2 separate regions of the Homo sapiens genome follow, and region 2 is linked to region 1. The links are chromatin loops, found by intact Hi-C in ENCODE. Cell type or tissue: IMR-90. All regions are shown on one strand. Each heading gives the region's core, and the rest is flanking DNA. Links, peaks and the distances in the headings are about the cores only.

Evidence for each region. Hi-C counts contacts between places; a loop is a spot of excess contacts. Peaks named below come from ENCODE experiments on the same cell type or tissue, not always from the same donor. Only the 100,000 strongest peaks of a DNase experiment are listed, where the experiment ranks them.
Region 2: a loop joins it to region 1, with 6 times the contacts of the local background. A loop is called at or near these places in 13 of 110 quality-filtered maps.

Annotation. Positions count from the first base shown.
Region 1 is chr15:45,116,732-45,120,829 of GRCh38, reverse strand. DUOXA2 (dual oxidase maturation factor 2) reads right to left here. Exons shown (of 6, transcript NM_207581.4): 5 at 3,525-3,739; 6 at 2,409-3,114. The coding sequence ends at 2,921. DUOXA1 (dual oxidase maturation factor 1) reads left to right here. Exons shown (of 9, transcript NM_001276266.2): 7 at 25-238; 8 at 510-727; 9 at 1,465-3,464. The coding sequence ends at 1,724. Among named protein-coding and RNA genes, the nearest start is that of DUOXA2, 4.5 kb to the right of the region's middle. RefSeq lists an enhancer at 2,662-2,861. In IMR-90, for the core only: a CTCF peak has its summit at 2,551 (motif pointing right); a DNase peak (open chromatin) is centred at 2,579; H3K27me3 peaks cover 963 bases.
Region 2 is chr15:45,008,890-45,024,275 of GRCh38, reverse strand. It overlaps SORD (sorbitol dehydrogenase), which reads right to left and starts at 1,081. Exons shown (of 9, transcript NM_003104.6): 1 at 927-1,081. The coding sequence starts at 992. RefSeq lists an enhancer at 1-362 and a silencer at 1,132-1,301. In IMR-90, for the core only: no CTCF peak of the experiment used is centred there; a DNase peak (open chromatin) is centred at 1,135; H3K4me3 peaks cover 1,610 bases; H3K27ac peaks cover 379 bases.

The sequences.
Region 1 (4,098 bases), core at 1,327-3,826:
GAGCAGAGCTGCCTTGTGCCCTAGGGACCCCCGTGCAGCAGCTGAATGAGACCATCAATTACAACGAGGAGTTCACCTGGCGCCTGGGTGAGAACTATGCTGAGGAGTATGCAAAGGCTCTGGAGAAGGGGCTGCCAGACCCTGTGTTGTACCTAGCTGAGAAGTTCACTCCAAGAAGCCCATGTGGCCTATACCGCCAGTACCGCCTGGCGGGACACTACACCTCAGCCATGCTATGGTGAGGATGGGAAGGAGACGGGGTGGAGGCCCTGGTAGCCTAGATTCAGGAACAGGGTTTCTACCCATCTCTCCTCCACTCATGTGGGTATCTCAGGTGGGGTGGCCTGGCACCAGTCCCCATGGTGCTGGCTTGGGAAGTCCATGGGAAGGAATCCCTACCTCATATCTTTGGGTCACTCTTGGGTCCCTGAACCTCCGCCTGGGCCCATCCAAATTCACCAGCAGGTAGAAGTACCTGGGCCAGTCCTCACTGGGTCCTGGCTCTCCAGGGTGGCATTCCTCTGCTGGCTGCTGGCCAATGTGATGCTCTCCATGCCTGTGCTGGTATATGGTGGCTACATGCTATTGGCCACGGGCATCTTCCAGCTGTTGGCTCTGCTCTTCTTCTCCATGGCCACATCACTCACCTCACCCTGTCCCCTGCACCTGGGCGCTTCTGTGCTGCATACTCACCATGGGCCTGCCTTCTGGATCACATTGACCACAGGTAAGACCCAGCCCTAAAGACAAGCACTAGAAGTCTCAAGGCCAGGGAGGGAGGGCCTGGGGGCATCATGTCGGTAGAGTTGAGGGTCTGTTCCTGGAGGCCAGGATGGCTTTGCCCTCTTTAAAGTCCCACCCTCTTGTATCTCTTATCTCCTGATTTTCTCTCCCCAGTGCCACTTCCCCCCCCTCCTCAGAGATGCCCACTCCCTTGTATCTTCTCTGTCTCTGTCATCCCCTAACTCTCTTCACCCAGCTGCTTCTAAAATCTTCCAACCCCCTGTCCCCTCTTGCTTCCTCCAAATACCCTTCTCTGGGTCCCCATTCTTAAACCCTTCCCTGTCCTGCCTTACACATCCCTAAATTGTCCTGCAGTCTTATTCTCCTCTCCTGTCCCGCTGTCTACTCCCTCATGTGCCTCCTCATGCCTCCTCTGTGCCCTGCCCTTCCCCAGGGTTTTTTTCTTTTCTCTCCCTATTTTCAGAGTTCTCCCTCTCCCCCTTTCTCTCTCTCTCTCTCCCGGGATATAACAGAAGGAGCACTGGGCTTGGAGTCTGGAAACTTAGGACAACAGAGCCACACCAGCCACATGCCCCTCAGCCAGTCACCTCTCTGAGCCCAAGTTGCCCTGAAGCAGGGGCTCTAGGCTTCCCTTAGAGTTGTTCTGACACTCCCAGGGGAAGATATCCTCGGCAGGTGTTACTAGCACTAAGGTGGGACAATTGTTGCCCTCATCTCCAGGACTGCTGTGTGTGCTGCTGGGCCTGGCTATGGCGGTGGCCCACAGGATGCAGCCTCACAGGCTGAAGGCTTTCTTCAACCAGAGTGTGGATGAAGACCCCATGCTGGAGTGGAGTCCTGAGGAAGGTGGACTCCTGAGCCCCCGCTACCGGTCCATGGCTGACAGTCCCAAGTCCCAGGACATTCCCCTGTCAGAGGCTTCCTCCACCAAGGCATACTGTAAGGAGGCACACCCCAAAGATCCTGATTGTGCTTTATAACATTCCTCCCCGTGGAGGCCACCTGGACTTCCAGTCTGGCTCCAAACCTCATTGGCGCCCCATAAAACCAGCAGAACTGCCCTCAGGGTGGCTGTTACCAGACACCCAGCACCAATCTACAGACGGAGTAGAAAAAGGAGGCTCTATATACTGATGTTAAAAAACAAAACAAAACAAAAAGCCCTAAGGGACTGAAGAGATGCTGGGCCTGTCCATAAAGCCTGTTGCCATGATAAGGCCAAGCAGGGGCTAGCTTATCTGCACAGCAACCCAGCCTTTCCGTGCTGCCTTGCCTCTTCAAGATGCTATTCACTGAAACCTAACTTCACCCCCATAACACCAGCAGGGTGGGGGTTACATATGATTCTCCTATGGTTTCCTCTCATCCCTCGGCACCTCTTGTTTTCCTTTTTCCTGGGTTCCTTTTGTTCTTCCTTTACTTCTCCAGCTTGTGTGGCCTTTTGGTACAATGAAAGACAGCACTGGAAAGGAGGGGAAACCAAACTTCTCATCCTAGGTCTAACATTAACCAACTATGCCACATTCTCTTTGAGCTTCAGTTCCCAAATTTGCTACATAAGATTGCAAGACTTGCCAAGAATCTTGGGATTTATCTTTCTATGCCTTGCTGACACCTACCTTGGCCCTCAAACACCACCTCACAAGAAGCCAGGTGGGAAGTTAGGGAATCAACTCCAAAACGCTATTCCTTCCCACCCCACTCAGCTGGGCTAGCTGAGTGGCATCCAGGACGGGGGAGTGGGTGACCTGCCTCATCACTGCCACCTAACGTCCCCCTGGGGTGGTTCAGAAAGATGCTAGCTCTGGTAGGGTCCCTCCGGCCTCACTAGAGGGCGCCCCTATTACTCTGGAGTCGACGCAGAGAATCAGGTTTCACAGCACTGCGGAGAGTGTACTAGGCTGTCTCCAGCCCAGCGAAGCTCATGAGGACGTGCGACCCCGGCGCGGAGAAGCCATGAAAATTAATGGGAAAAACAGTTTTTAAAAAACAAAAGAAAAAAAGGTTTATTTACAGATCGCCCCAGGAGACTTTCCCTGGTGCCTGCGGATGTCCGAGGCCTCGCGCCAGCAGCGCTCAGTGCCCTTCCTGGAGCTCTCCTGGCCCAGGCCTGGCGGGCACTGCTTCCCGGCCTGCGATGTCCCAAGGCGGGGAAGGAGTCCAGATTGGGTCCCCCTCACAGGTTAGTGGTGATACATTTTAAGTCTGGGAGAGCGGCCTGCTTGTGCAGTGGGTCGCCGAGGATAAGAGGTGAGCCCCCTCTCTCCTGGCTGCAGTCCTTGGCGCTTTGGTCCAGAAGGGTGCGAAGAGCGCTGGGCCGAACATACTGGAGACTCACCACGGCCCCTCCGAGGAAGAGGCACAGGACGCCTGTGGCGGTGGGGATCGAAAGAAAGGAGGGCATGTGGAGTCAGGGCTATGTTGCCCAGGCTGGTCTCGAACTCTGGCCTCAAACGACCTTCCTGCCTCGACCTCCCAAAGTGCTGGGATTACAGGCGTGATGCCCGGGCCTTCTTCCATCTTTTGGAGCCTACCCCTTGTGTTACCTCCCGCCACACACCTCTAATCTGAATTACATGAAACACGGCAAGACACCAAACCCTTCTGAGCCCCCCACTTTTCATCTGTAAAATGGTCATAACAGTGCCTGTTTCTGCGAACTATTGAGAGGGGCAAATAGGGTAATAGATGTGAATTCATTCTGTAAACTGGAAAGTGCACACCCGGTGTGAATCCTGTCTCCACCCTTAGCCCCCGGGGCCCATTCTCTCGGTCCTCACCGGTTGCCAGCGTGACCCAGAAGGCGGCGCCGTACTGAGTGGTGAGCGCGGAGGAGCCTAGGCGGAGCGGGCAGAGCGGCACGCTAGAGATGGAGGCCAAGGCGAAGACCCCGAAGAGCGCGAAGGCTCCGGTGGTCAGCAGTGCCAGGCCTCCGTAGAGCGGGGCCGGCGTGGAGAGCAGCACGTTGGAGAGGAGCCAGAAGCAGAACGCCACCCTGCCGGGGAGTGGGGGGACCCGCTGTGAGCGGGCTTCTCCCAGCCCACCGGGGTTCCCACAGCTGCGCTCTTCTTTATCCCTACCCCAGCGTCAAAGCCAGGGACTGGGATGGCAGCGGTGCAGGGGAATTCCCCGGGGGAGAAGCGGGCTCCTGAGGTCCAGGCGGTGGCTGGAGTCTCTCCGGATTCCGTCTGTGCAGATCTCGTGGATCTTCTAACCCGCGAGGCTGTCATGCCCACCCCGAGCGCGTCGGGTCTGGCTGCAGCTGCTCAGCGCCTCCGAGGCCTGCATCCTCCCGCTCATACGGCCCAGCTCCTGGCACACACACACGTGCACACAGCCTTCCCTCCAGCACTT
Region 2 (15,386 bases), core at 1-2,500, 95 kb after region 1:
GACGCATGTACTTTGAGGGAAAAGAGGTACAGGGGAGCAGCAGAGATGGCTGGCACTCATCCCACATACCCACTGCCATCCCAGGCCCATCTGAGAGGGACTTTGTCAAGGGAGGCTTGGCATGACTAGGCTGCTGACTCAGCCACTTCCTAAACTTTGGTGCCACAAGCCAGGGAGCAAAAGGCAGGGTCTAAGGCAGAGGACACACATACAGAATGCTCCTAAAGGGACAGAGGCACGGGATTGGAAAGAAAAACTGCTGGAAAGTGAACCAGACAGGGTCTTAGGGAGAGAAGGATCCTTACAGACAAGGGAGCTATCAAGATCCACAAGTCTGGCACAGGCAAGGGGAACAGCAGGGGTTCTGGAGATGGAGGCCTAGACTGGAAGGAAAGGAGAAGGAGCTGGCACTTCCTGAGCACGTACTAAGTGCTGAGTACTCTTGTGATCATCATAATCCTGCAAGGGAGGTTTATCAGTCCCAAGCAAGGGAGTTAAATACAAGTTCTGCTGTTTCTAAGTGTCCTCTGGCCCCCCTTTCTCTGCTCTGCACGGTCTGCCCCGATAATTCAGACAGCCTTAGCATTTCCTTTGGAAAGGTCAATGACAAGAGGCTGGACTATGAATCTGCAGCTGGCAAAGGAGAGAGAAAGCTTCATTCAAACAGTTTGCAACCGTCCTGGGCACCGGCCACGTGCCAGCCACGGGGCTAGGTTCCGGGAGGCACACGACTAGATCCCTGCCCTTCGCAACAGCCACTACCTGCTGCCCCCACACCCCGAGGGGAACCAGCTGGGATCTGGGCAGCCAGGGCGCTTAAGGTGCGGGGCCGGCGCCAGGCTGGAAGTGGGAAGCCAGGACTATGGCTGGGCTCAGAGGAGAGTGAGGCAGGATCGGTATGCTTCCCACCCTCCTTCCCAGCTTACCAGGCGCAAGTCCCCCGGTCCGTGCACCACCAGGGAAAGGTTGTTGGGCTTGGCCGCCGCCGCCATGGAGCTCTTTTGGCTCTGGAGTGCGGCCTGGAAGGCGCGGGACGTTTGGTCGCTCTGGTGGCGCTACCCAGCCGAGGGTCCAGGGCACTGGATGGAAGGTGGGGCCTGGGAGAAGCGCCGCACGCAGGGGCGGGACTAGGCTTCCTCCTTTGTGCCAGCCTGGGCGGCGCTAGCGTGGAGGGGCGGGGCTTCCCAGCCTCCTCCAGACCCGGAGGCGGGGCGGGGCTTCGGGAGGGGGCTGGGAGCGAGAAGCCCGGGTGCTGGCTCCATCTGCAGCGCGCTGTTTTTTTTGTTTGTTTGTTTGTTTGTCGCCGAGGCTGGAGTACAGTGGTGCGATCCCGGCTCACTGCAAGCTCTGCCTCCCGGGTTCAAGCCATTCTCCTGCCTCAGCCTCCCGAATAGCTGGGACTACAGGCGCCCACCACCACGTATTTTTGTTTAGTAGAGACGGGGTTTCACCGTGTTAGCCAGGATGGTCTCGATATCCTGACCTCGTGATCCACCCGCCTCCGCCTCCCAAAGTGCTGGGATTACAGGCGTGAGCCACCGCGCCGGCCCTGCAGCGCGCTGTTTTTGCCGCCTCACATGCAAGCACACACGGCTGCCTTGAAAACCGCCTGCAGAGGCAGTAGGCACCAGACCAGCGCTCTCAAACGTTAGCTGCAGAAGAATTGGGGTGGGGAATGTGAGGCGCTGTTGAGAATGCACATTCTCAGGACCAGCACAGAGATTCTGATACAGTAGGTCTAGGTCTGAGGTGCTGCCTGAGGGTCCATATTCCTAGCAACGAGAATGCTGAGGCTGTGGGTGGAGCACGGTGTGCACTTTGCGAGACAGGTGCTACCATGACGCAGCGTCCACGTCGGCCCTTTGTCTCCAGCCCCCAGGAAAGGGCCTGGCACGAGTAGGAGTAAATGAATTCGTGCATCATTACATGGGCCTGGTGCTTAAGTATAAAAAAGACATGAGGCCGGGCGCAGTGGCTCTTGCCTGTAATCCCAGCACTTTGGGAAGCCGAGGCAGGTGGATCACCTGAGGTCAGGAGTTCGAGACCAGCCTGACCAATATGGTGAAAACCCCGTCTCTACTAAAAATACAAAAATTAGCCGGGCATGGTGGCATGCGCCTTAATCTCAGCTACTCGGGAGGCTGAGACAGGAGAATAGCTTGAACCTGGGAAGCAGAGGTTGCAGTGAGCTGAGATCATGCCATTCAACACCAGCCTGGGCAACAAGAGTGAAAATCTGTCTTTAAAAAAAAAAAAGCCATGAAATGGAATTTGTGAACCTCTTTCTCTCAACTGGATCTGCTGCTTCTATTCAAAGCAGAGTTTCTGCCCAAACTCTTCCTTCAAGCCTCTCAGCCCTCTGAGAAACAGTGAGGTTTTACTCTCTGAGGAGAGAGGCGCTTCTAGATAGGCCTAAGTCTATAAGGCCCCTCCCTCCTTTGAGGATAATGCTCAGGATTTCATTCCCTTACAGTCCCCCCTCCCCAATATGTAACCGCCCAATGGATTCACCTTGCCTGCTGCCTAGACAAAACTAATTTATCAAGACAGGGGAACTGCAATAGGGAAAGAGTTCATGCAGAACCAGCTATGCAGGAGACTGGAATTTCATTATTGCTCAAATCCGGCTCCCCAAGCATTCGAGCATACGGGGACTCAGAGTTTTTAAGGATAGTTTGATGGGTGGGGAAAGGCCAGTGAGTCAGGAGTGCTGATTGTTTGGGTCAGAGATGAAATCATAGGGGATCTAAGCTGTCTTCTTGGACTGAGTCAGTTTCTGGGCGAGGGCCACAAGGTCAGATAAGTGAGTTTATCAATCTGGTTGGTGCTACGCCTTGAGGGACCGGTGCCAGTATAGGCTGTATTTGTTCCTTGCTGAGGGCCCTGGTTCCTCTGGCTAAGATTAGGCCTAGATATTTGACTTGTTGTAGGCAGAGCTGGGCTTTCAGTTTAGACACCTTGCCCGCTTGATTACCTAGAAAGTTCAAGAGATCTAGAGTAGCCTGCTGGCATGAGGCTTCCAAATTGGTAGCCAAAAGTAAATCATCCAGATTCCGTTCCAAGATGGCCAAATAGGAACAGCTCCGGTCTGCAGCTCCCAGTGTGATCGATGCAGAAGACGGTGATTTCTGCATTTCCAACTGAGGTACCTGGTTCATCTCATTGGGACTGGTTGGACAGTGGCTGCAGCCCATGGAGGGTGAGCCGAAGCAGGGAGGGGCATTGCCTCACCCGGGAAGCGCAAGCGGTTGGGGGATTTCCCTTTCCTAGCCAAGGAAAGCTGTGACAGACTGTACCTGGAAAATCAGGACACTCTCACCCAAATACTGCACTTTTCCAACGGTCTTAGCAAATGGCACACCAGGAGATTAAATCCTGTGCCTGGCTCAGTGGGTCCCACGCCCACAGAGCCTTGCTCACTACTAGCACAGCAGTCTGAGGCAGCAGCCTGGCAGGGGAGGGGCGTCCGCCATTGCTGAGGCTTGAGTAGGTAAACAAAGCAGCCGGGAAGGTTGAACTGGGCAGAGCCCACCGCAGCTCTGCAAGGTCTGCTGCCTCTGTAGACCTCACCTCTGGGGGCAGGGCATAGGTGAACAAAAGACAGCAGAAACTTCTGCAGACTTAAACGTCCCTGTCTGACAGCTCTGAAGAGAGCAGTGGCTCTCCCAGTACAGTGTTTGAGCTCTGAGAATGGACAGACTGCCTCCTCAAGTGGGTCCCTGGCCCCCATGTAGCCTAACTGGGAGACACTTCCCAGTAGGGGCCAACTGACACCTCATACAGGCGGGTGCCCCTGTGGGACGAAGCTTCCAGAGGAAGGATCAGGCAGCAACATTTGCTCTTCTGCAATATTTGCTGTTCTGCAGCCTCCACTGGTAATACTCAGGTAAACAGGGTTTGGAGTTGACCTCCCGCAAACTCCAACAGATCTGCAGCTGAGGGACCTGACTCTTAGAAGGAAAACTAGCAAATAGGAATAGCATCAACATCAACAAAAAGGACATCCACACCAAAACCCCATCTGTAGGTCACCAGCATCAAAGGTAGATAAAACCACGAAGATGGGGAGAAACCAGAGCAGAAAAACGGAAAATTCTAAAATCCAGAGTGCCTCTTCTCCTCCAAAAGATCACAGCTCCTCATCAGCAACGGACCAAAGGTGGACGGAGAATGACTTTGATGAGCTGAGAGAAGTAGGCTTCAGAAGGTTGGTAATAACATACTTCTCCCAGCTAAAGGAGGATGTTCAAACCCATCGCAAAGAAGCTAAAAACCTTGAAAAAAGATTAGACGAATGGCTAACTGGAATAAATAGTGTAGAGAAGACCTTAAATGACCTGATGGAGCTGAAAACCATGGCACAAGAACTATGTGATGCATGCACAAGCTTCAACAGCCAATTCATTCAAATGGAAGAAAGGATATCAGTGATTGAAGATCAAATTAATGAAATAAAGTGAGAGGAGAAGTTTAGAGAAAAAAGAGTAAAAAGAAATGAACAAAGCCTCCGAGAAATATGGGACTATGTGAAAAGACCAAATCTACATTTGATTGGTGTACCTGAAAGTGACAGGGAGAATGGAAACAAGTTGGAAAACACTCTTCAGGATATTATCCAGGAGAACTTCCACAACCTAGCAAGACAGGCCAACATTCAAATTAAGGAAATACAGAGAACACCACAAAGATACTCCTCAAGAAGAGCAACCCCGAGACACACAATTGCCAGATTCACCAAGGTTGAAATGAAGGAAAAAATGTTAAGCGCAGCCAGAGAGAAAGGTCGGATTACCCACAAAGGGAAGCCCCTCAGACTAGCACTGGATCTCTCAGCAGAAACTCTACAAGCCAGAAGAGAGTGGGGGCCAATATTCAACATTCTTCAAGAAAAGAATTTTCAACCCAGAATTTCATATTCAGCCAAACTAAGCATCATAAGTGAAGGAGAAATAAAATACTTTACAGACAAGCAAATGCTGAGAGGTTTTGTCACCACCAGGCCTCCCTTACAAGAGCTCCTGAAGGAAACACTAAACATGGAAAGCAACAACCAGTACCAGCCACTGCAAAAACATGCCAAATTTTAAAGACCATCAATGCTAGGAAGAAAATGCATTAAATAATGGGCAAAATAACCAGCTAACATCAAAATGACAGGATCAAATTCACACATAACAATGCATGATGGGTTCAAACATCCTTCTTTAGCTGGGAGAAGTATGTTATTACCAACCTTCTGAAGCCTACTATATTAACCTTAAATATAAACGGGCTAAATGCCCCAGTTAAAAGACATGGACTGGCAAATTAGGTAAAGATTCAAGACCCATCAGTGTGCTGTATTCAGGAGACCCATCTCACCTGCAGAGACTCACATCGGCTCAAAATAAAGGGATGGAAGAAGATCTAACAAGCAAATGGAAAGCCAAAAAAAAAAAAAAAAAAGCAGGGGTTTCAATCCTAGTCTCTGATAAAACAGACTTTGAACCAACAAAGATCAAGAGACAGAGAAGGCCATTACATAGTGGTAAAGGGATCAATTCAAAAAGAAGAGCTAACTATCCTAAATATTTATGCACCCAATACAGGAGCACCCAGATTCATAAAACAAGTCCTTAGAGACTTACAAAGAGACTTAGACTCCCACACCATGATAATGGGAGACTTTAACATCCAACTGTCAATATTAGACAGATCAACAAGACAGAATGTTAACAAGGATATCCAGGACTTGAACTCAGCTCTGCACCAGGCAGACCTAGTAGACATCTACAGAACTCTCCACCCCAAATCAACAGAATATACATTCTTCTAAGCACCACATAGCACTTATTCCAAAATTGACCACATAGTTGGAAGTAAAGCACTTCTCAGCAAATGTAAAAGAACAGAAATCACAACACACTGCCTCTGAGACCACAGCGCAATCAAATTAGAACTCAGGATTAAGAAACTCACTCAAAACCACAAAACTACATGAAAACTGTACTGTTCCTGAATGACTACTGGGTAAATAATGAAATGAAGGCAGAAATAAAGATGTTCCTTGAAACCAATGAGAACAAAGACACAAAGTACCAGAATCTCTGGGACACATTTAAAGCAGTGTGTAGAGGGAAATTTATAGCACTAAATGCCCAGAAGACAAAGTAGGAAAGATCTAAAATCAACACCCTAACATCACAATTAAAAGAACTAGAGAAGCAAGAGCAAACAAATTCAAAAGCTAACAGAAGGCAAGAAATAACTAAGATCAGAGCAGAACTGAAGGAGATAGAGACACAAAAAACCCTTCAAAATAATCAGTGAATTCAGGAGCTGGTTTTTTGAAAAGATCAACAAAATCGACAGACTGCTAGCAAGACTAATAAAGAAGAAATGAGAGAAGAATCAAATAGACACAATAAAAAATGATAAAGGGGATATCACCACCGATCCCACAGAAATACAAACTACCATCAGAGAATACTATAACCACCTCTATGGAAATAAACTAGAAAATCTAGAAGAAATGGATAAATTCCTCGACACATACACCCTCCCAGGACTAAAGCAGGAAGAAGTTGAATCTCTGAATAAACCAATAACAGGTTCTGAAATTGAGTCAATAATTAATAGACTATCAACCAAAAAAAGTCCAGGGCAAGACGGATTCACAGCCGAATTCTACCAGAGGTAGAAAGAGGAACTGGTACTATTCCTTCTGAAACTATTCCAAACAATAGAAAAAGAGGGACTCCTCCCTAAATGATTTTATGAGGTCAGCATCATCCTGATACCAAAGCCTGGCAGAGACACAACTAAAAAAGAGAATGTTAGACCAATATCCCTGATGAACATCGATGCAAAAATCCTCAATAAAATACTGGCAAACTGAATCCAGCAGCACATCAAAAAGCTTATCCACCATGATCAAGTGGGCTTCATCCCTGGGATGCAAGGCTGGTTCAACATATGCAAATCAATAAACGTAATCCATCACATAAACAGAACCAATGACAAAAACCACATGATTATCTCAATAGATGCAGAAAAGGCCTTCAACAAAATTCAACAGCCCTTCATGCTAAAAACTCTAATAAACTAAGTATTGATGGAACGTATCTCAAAATAATAAGAGCTAGTTATGACAAACCCACAGCCAATATCATAATGGGCAAAAACTGGAAGCATTCCCTTTGAAAAGTGGTACAAGACAAGGATGCCCTCTCTCACCATTCCTATTCAACATAGTGTTGCAAGTTCTGGCCAGGGCAATCAGGCAAGAGAAAGAAATAAAGGGTATTCAATTAGGAAAAGAGGAAGTCAAATTGTCCCTGTTTGCAGATATTGTATATTTAGAAAACCCCATTGTCTCAGCCCAAAATCTCCTTAAGCTGATAAGCAACTTCAGCAAAGTCTCAGGATACAAAATCAGTGTGCAAAAATCACAAGCATTCCTATATGCCAATAACAGACAAACAGAGAGCCAAATCATGAGGGAACTCCCATTCACAATTGCTACAAAGAGAATAAAATACCTAGGAATCCAACTTCACAAGGGATGTGAAGGACCTCTTCAAGGAGAACCACAAACCACTGCTCAATGAAATAAAAGGAGACACAAACAAATGGAAGAACACTCCATGCTCATGGATAGGAAGAATCAATATCGTGAAAATGGCCATACTGCCCATGGTAGTTTATAGATTCATTGCCATCCCCATCAAGCTACCAATGACTTTCTTCACAGAACTGGAAAAAACTACTTTAAAGTTCATATGGAACCAAAAAAAGCCTGCATTGCCAAGACAATCCTAAGCAAAAAGAACAAAGCTGGAGGCATCATGCTACCTGACTTCAAACTATACTACAAGGCTACAGTAACCAAAACAGCATGGTACTGGTACCAAAACAAATATATAGACCAATGGAACAGAACAGAGGCCTCTGAAATAACACCACACATCTACAACCATCTGATCTTTCACAAACCTAATAGAAACAAGCAATGGGGAGGCCAGGCACCATGGCTCACACCTGTAATCCCAGCACTTTGGGATGCCAAGGTGGGCGGATCATGATGTCAGGAGATCGAGACCATCCTGGCTAACACGGTGAAACACCATCTCTACTAAAAATACAAAAAATTAACCGGGCATGGTGGCAGGTGCCTGTAGTCCCAGCTACTTGGGAGGCTAAGGCAGAAGAATGGCATGAACCCAGGAGGTGGAGCTGGCAGTGAGCTAAGATTGTGCCACTGCACTCTAGCCTGGGCGACAGAGTGAGACTCCGTCTCAAAAAAACAAAACAAAAAACAAACAAACAAACAACAAAAAAAGCAATGGGGAAAGGATTCCCTATTTAATAAATGGTGCTGGGAAAACTGGCTAGCCATATGTAGAAAGCTGAAACTGGATCCCTTCCTTACACCTTATACAAAAATTAATTCAAGATAGATTAAAGACTTAAATGTTAGACCTAAAACCGTACAAACTGTAGAAGAAAACCTAGGCAAAACCATTCATCACAGAGGCATGGGCAAGGACTTCATGACTAAAACACCAAAAGCAATGGCAACAAAAGCCAAAATAGACAAATGGGATATAATGAAACTAAAGAGCTTCTGCACAGCAAAAGAAATTACCATCAGAGTGAACAGGCAACCTGTTGTCTGACAAAGGACTAATATCCAGAATCTACAAAGAACTTAAACAAATTTACAAGAAAAAAACAAACAACCCCATCAAAAATTGGGCAAAGGATATTAACAGTCACTTTTCAAAAGAAGACATTTATGTAGCCAACAGACACATGGAAAAATGCTCATCATCACTGGTCATCAGAAAAATGCAAATCAAAACCACAATGAGATACCATCTCATGCCAGTTAGAATGGCAATCATTAAAAAGTCAGGAAACAACAGATGCAGGAAAGGATGTGAAGAAATAGGAATGTTTTACACTGTTGATGGGAGTGTAAACTAGTTCATCCATTGTGGAAGGCAGTGTGGCAATTCCTCAAGAATCTAGAACTAGAAATACCATTTGTCCCAGCGATCCCATTACTGGGTATATACCCAAAGGACTATAAGTCATGCCACTATGAAGACACATGCACACATATGTTTATTGTGGCACAATTCACAATAGCAAAGACTTGGAACCAACCCAAATGTCCATCACTGATAGACTGGATTAAGAAAATGTGGCACATATACACCATGGAATACTATGTAGCCATAAAAAAAGGATGAGTCCTTGTCCTTTGCAGGGACATGGATGAAGCTGGAAACCATCATTCTCAGCAAACTATCACAAGGACAGAAAACCAAACACCGCATGTTCTCACTCATAGGTGGGAATTGAACAATGAGAACACTTGGACATAGGGTGGGGAACATCACACATGGGAGCCTGTTGTGGGGTGGGGGGCAGGGGGAGGGATAGCATTAGGAGAAATATCTAATGTAAATGATGAGTTGATGGTTGAGGCAAACCAACATGGCACATGTATACATATGTAACAAACCTGCATGCTGTGCACATGTACCCTAGAACTTCAAGTATAATAATAATAATAAAAGTAAATCATCCACTTGCTGAAGGAGCAGCACCAGAGTTCCTGGACTTGAGAAGTGGCCTAGATCTTGGGTCAGTACCTGACCAAACAGATGAGGGCTATCCCTAAACCCTTGAGGCAAGAATGTCCTCATAAGTAGGGATGTGTCTGTGGAATCCTCAAAGGCAAAGAGAAACTGGGAGTCAGAGGGTAGGGAAATGCAGATGAAGGTATCCTTGAGGTCCAGAACAGTGAACCATTCTGCTTCCTCTGGTTTTTGAGAGAGCAGGGTATAGGAGTTGCGTACAACTGGATATAGAGAAATTACTGCCTCATTGATTAGTCTGAGATCTTGCACTAGTTTCCACTGACCATTTGGTTTTTGTACTCCTAGAATTGGGGTGTTGCAGGGACTGTTGCATTTTCTTACTAATCCTTGAGTTTTTAAATGTCTGACAATATCCTGTAACCCTGTATGAGCTTAAGGCCTTAAGGGATATTGCCTTTGATAAGGAAAATTGGCGGGGTCTTTTAGCCTGATTTGAACTGGGCGGGCATTTTTTGCCCTTCTGAATTGTCCTTCCAATGCCCAGAATTCAGAGTTGATTCCCTCCTCAAGTAGGGGACAACAAATGGGTAATTTGTCCCCCATATTCATATAGATAATAGCTCCAGCTTTGGCTAATATGTCCCTCCCTAATAAGGGTGTGGGACTTTCAGGCATAACAAGAAAGTCATGTGAAAATAGCAAAGTCTCCCAATTACAGCTGAGGAGGTGGGAGAAATACCTGGTTACAGGCTGTCCCAGGATTCCTTGGATGGTAATGGACTTTGAGGACGGCGGTCCAGGGCAGGAGATTAACACTGAGAAGGCTGTGCCAGTGTCCAGGAGGAAATCAATTTCCTGGCCTTCAGTGGTTAAAGTTACCCAGGGCTCAGTGAGGGTGATGACATGAGCTGGTGCTTGCCTCGGGCACCCTCAGTCCTGTTGGGTCATCTCGCTGGGGGCTTCTGGCCCAGAGAATCTTTGTCCTCTGGGGCAGTGCATCTTCCAGTGATTGCCTTGGCATAGTGGACATGGGTGAGGGGGCAGCTTTTTTCTCATTGGACAATCTTTTTTAAAGTGTCCTTGCAAACCACACTCATAACAAGCCCTACCAGGTGATTGGCCTGCTCCATTTTCTGTCCTGTCTGAACCACCAAGGTTTGTTCATGTGAGGGCCATGACTAAGGCTGTGGCCTTTCTCTGATCTCACTTTTCCTACTCGGCCTGTTCCTTTTGGTCCCTATTATAGAACACCGAGGTTGCCAGCTTTAATAATGCCTCAGATTTTGTTCAGGGCCCAGGGCTCGCTTTTGGAGCTTTCTCCTGATATCTGCAGCTGATTGCATAATAAACTTATCTTTTAAGATCAATTGACTCTCAAGGGAGTCGGATGATAGGGGAGTATGTTTTCTTAAGACCTCCCATAGTCACTCGAGGAAGGCGGAAGGATTTTCTTCCTTTCCCTGAGTTATGGTGGACATCATTGAATAATTCATGGGCTTTTTCCTAATTCTCCTTAGTTCTTCTAGAACACAGGTCAACAGATGTTTGTGACTCCAGTCCCCATGATCTGAGTCAAGGTCCCAGTGGGGATCCATCCTGGGGATGTCTTGCTGACTGGTAGGGAGTTTGTCCCTTTCTTCGGCTGTCATTCTATCATTTACTTGACTAAGATACCAGGTATCTCCAAACTCTCAGGCTGCAGCTAAAGCTGCATTCTTTTCATTAAAGGCCAGGGCTTGATCTAACAATAGATCCAGTGAGCCAGGTGAGGTGGTGGCTCACACCTGTAATCCCAGCACTTTGGGAGGCCGAGGCGGGCAGGTCACAAGGTCAGGAGATTGAGACCACCCTGGCTAACACGGTGAATCCCCGTCTCTACTAAAAATACAAAATATTAGCCAGGCGTAGTGGCGGATGACTGTAGTCCCAGCTACTCGGGAGGCTGAGGCAGGAGAATGGTGTGAACCCGGGAAGTGGAGCTTGCAGTGAGCTGAGATTGTGCCACTGCACTCCAGCCTGGGCAACAGAGTGAAACTCCATCTCAAAACAACAACAACAGCAACAAAACAATAGCATGACATCTCTCCAAGTGAGGTCGAAGGTTTGCCCTAGACCCCATAGGATATCTATATACCTATCAGGATCACCTGAAAACTTCCCCAGATCTAACTTGATCTGCTTTAAATCAGAGAGGGAGAAGGGGACTTGTACCCGGGTTGGGCCAAATTCCCCTCCCCCTACAGCTTGAAGAGGACATAACCTATAGCGGGTTTTTTGTGGTCCCTTGGAGATTTCTTTGCTTGTTTCCTTCTGGGTGGGGGAGATTAGAGGAGGCTCATCATTAATAGGAAGGAAGAGGAGCTGTAAGGAGGCTAGGATATGGGGGTAAGCTGAGAGGTCCTCCTGTGGAATGTAGATTGCAAGCTTTGCATAGTTGTGGATTGTCCTTCAGTGAAAAGAAAGCTTGGACATAAGGTATTTCACTCCACTTGCCTTCCTTCTTACAGAAAAGTTCAAGCTGCAGGATACTATTGTAATTTATACGTCCCTCAGGTGGCCATTTTTCCCCATCAGAGAGACAATATTGGGACCAGGCCATAGTGCAGAAAAAAATAAGCCACTTCTTTTTCAGGGTTTGCAGGTCAAATTGGTCCCAATGGCTTAGGATTAATTTCAAGTGTGAGCCTGTTGATCCCTGAGTGTTTCCCACCTGAAAGAAAAAAACGCCAATGGTTTTGGTTTGTTTTTTTTTCTCCTGCCCAAGAACCCGCAACAGGTCCTGGATGCTGCTGTTTGGAATAGTTTTGCTCACAGAAGCAGCAGTGGAAACACTAGTTTTCCTCCTAGACCACAAAGAAGACCGAGGAAGGTCAGATTTAGTTGCCCTTACCAATGCATTCTCAAAAACCTGCACCCTTGCCTTTCCTCTTAGACCACAAAGAGGACCGAGAAAAAACGGATTTAGTGGCCCTTACTGATGCATTCTTAAAAATCTGTTAGAGTCCTAAGCATTTTCTTCTGTTGGTATTGTGACCTTACCCTTATCCTATAAAGATGATATGCCACAAAATGGAGGGGAGGGCCATACCTTGAGGGAGGGAAGGGATCTCCAGGGTTGTAAGAGTGATGCCTTTTGTCTTCACTTCTCATCATATGAACAGGAAGGATATCCGCTGCCCAATTTTGGAGTCTATAATTTCTGAGGCTCCCCATATCTTAGCTTTGGGAATAGCCTTTGTTAGGCCTGCTAGTCTGAGGAGGAATCCTAAAATTCCAGATAGTCCCCTCTGTGATGGGGCTTTGGGCAATAATTATGTCTTTCTGATTGGTGAGCCCGGGTGCCTAAAAAAGGGAACAGAGTCCCGAAATTTATACTAGAAACCATTCTTTTTGGAGAAACTAGAAGAGCACCGGGGACAAGGAGTAGTTTTTAGAAGCAGGACTAGTCTTGAAGAAGAGAGGTGGGAGGAAGTTTGTCTGACAGGCATAGGACCCAGGAGGCAAGGGTCGGGATAGATAAGATAGATGGATGAGTCTCGCTTGGGCAACGTAACTTTGAGCGCTCTGTTCATGGCTGCAGGGTCAATTAACTTTTCGTTGGGACTGCAGAGCTGAATGGCTTTCCTCTCTGTCGACCCTCGGCTCAGCCCAGAAGTATAGGAAAAGCAGAAGCTGTTTCCAGGCAAACCAATGCTCCTAACTCTGACGAGTTGGGGGTTGTTAGACATCCCTTTCCTAGAAAGCCTGACACCCGTGTCTTTAGTCAGGTGGCCACGCTAGTTGCTTCTAACTGGCCAACAGGTGCCTGGTGTTTAGCCCCTGAATTCTAAGGAAAAATAGGACAGAATAGCAAGTGAAAGGGGTCCAATGGTACTCACTGCATGGTGCTATACTGGGCGAGCTCCCAAGTTGTGTATCGAGTTGGTTCGCAGTGGGTTCGTGGTCTCACTGACCTCAAGAATGAAGCTGCAGACCTTCACGGTGAGTATTACAGCTCTTAAAGATGGCATGGACCCAAAGAGTGAGTGGTAGCAAGGTTTATTGTGAAGAGCAAAAGAACAAGCTTCCACAGCATGGTAGGGACTCAAGCGGCTTGTCACTGCTGGCTGGGGGTGGCCAGCTTTTATTCCTTTATTTGTCCCCTCCTATGTTCCATTTCTATCCTATCAGAATGCCCTTTTTTCAGTCCTCCCTGCAATTGGATACTTTCAGGATCCTGCTGATTGGTGCATATTACAGAGCACTGTTTGGGACATTTTACAATCCCCTTGCTAGCTACAGAGCACTGATTGGTGAGTTTTTACAGAGCACTGATTGGTGCATTTTACAATCTTCTTGTAAGATAGAAAAGTTCTCCAAGTCTCCACTCAGCCCAGGAAGTCCAGCTGGCTCCACCTCTCACCAGCACTTTGGGAGGCCAAGGCAGGCATATCACCTGAGGTCAGGGGTTTGAGACCAGCCTTGTCAATGTGGCAAAACCCTGTCTCTACTAAAAATACAAAAATTAGCCAGGCATGGTGGCAGGCACCTGTAATCCCAGCTACTTGGGAGGCTGAGGCAGAAGAATCACTTGAACCCAGGAGGCAGAGGTTGCAGTGAGTTGAGATGACACCACTGCACTCAAGCCTGGGTGACAGAGTGAGACTCTGTCTCAAAAAAAACCAAAAAACAAAAAAAGAAATTCCCCCCAAAGTTAGTTCAGACTTTGCCCAGGAATGAACAAGGACAGCTTGGAGGTTAGAAGCAAGATGGACTTGGTTAGGTTGGATCTCTTTTACTGTCTTAGTTATAATTTTGCAATGGCGGTTTCAATCCCTTCCTTTGGGTTTTATAACACCTTAATCTTAAGGTGTTGGCTAATGAAGATAGAGAAAGGGCAAAGACCACTCTAACTTCTTCCTGCTGACCAGGGGCATAGTCGGGGTAGGTGTTGACCCCAAGGTGAGAGGACTGGAACCACTTTGCTACTGTCTGAGCATACTCATGCAGGATGGCTGAAAAATGTGTTAGTATTGTCATCTATAATTTTAGTATTGCATTTAAGGGAACAGCACACTACAAAGTAAATAATGAGTTCTAGCATAAGGAATGCAATTCCTACTTTTAAAAGTAAAGATTTGAAATCATTAATTTGGAGACTTGTAGTCCACAAATAATTTAGGATTTAGTCCAAACTGCAGAAAAAACTCAAGAACAACTAACAATGAATATTTCTTTATTTTTGGAGCATAACTTTTCTGTCTCCAGTCCCCATTTTTTAATTAAAAATAAATCACAGTAGATCAACTTTACTTGCAAAGTAAGTTTTAGTCTTATTATGCTCTGCCTGATTACTTGCATAAAGTGCAGCAAGAATAATTATTGTTCACATAGGCATTTTAAAATGGCTTTGATGGAATTCTGTTTCATAAGGAATCTCAGATAAGACTTTTTAAAAGCCAAGCCCAGCCACGGGTTTGTACCGTCAAATAACCATGAGTTGGGTAAATTCCTCTTCTCTTGAGGTCCCAAGATAACTTGGGGCTCTTGGGCCTGTTAGAAGGTGACATTCTTTACTTACCACAGATCAGGAACCCTATACAGGGACTGTGTAGACAAGGTATGAGGCCAGTTTTCCCAAGGGGCTTTGTTTTCTCTGTTTTGTTTTGTTTTTGAGACAGGATCTTGCTCTATCACCCAGGCTGGAGTGCAATGATGCAATCTCTGCTCACTGCAACCTCCATCCCCCAGGCTCAAGCAATCCTCCCACCTCAGCCTCCCAAGTAGCTGGAACTACAGGCATGTGCCACCACACCC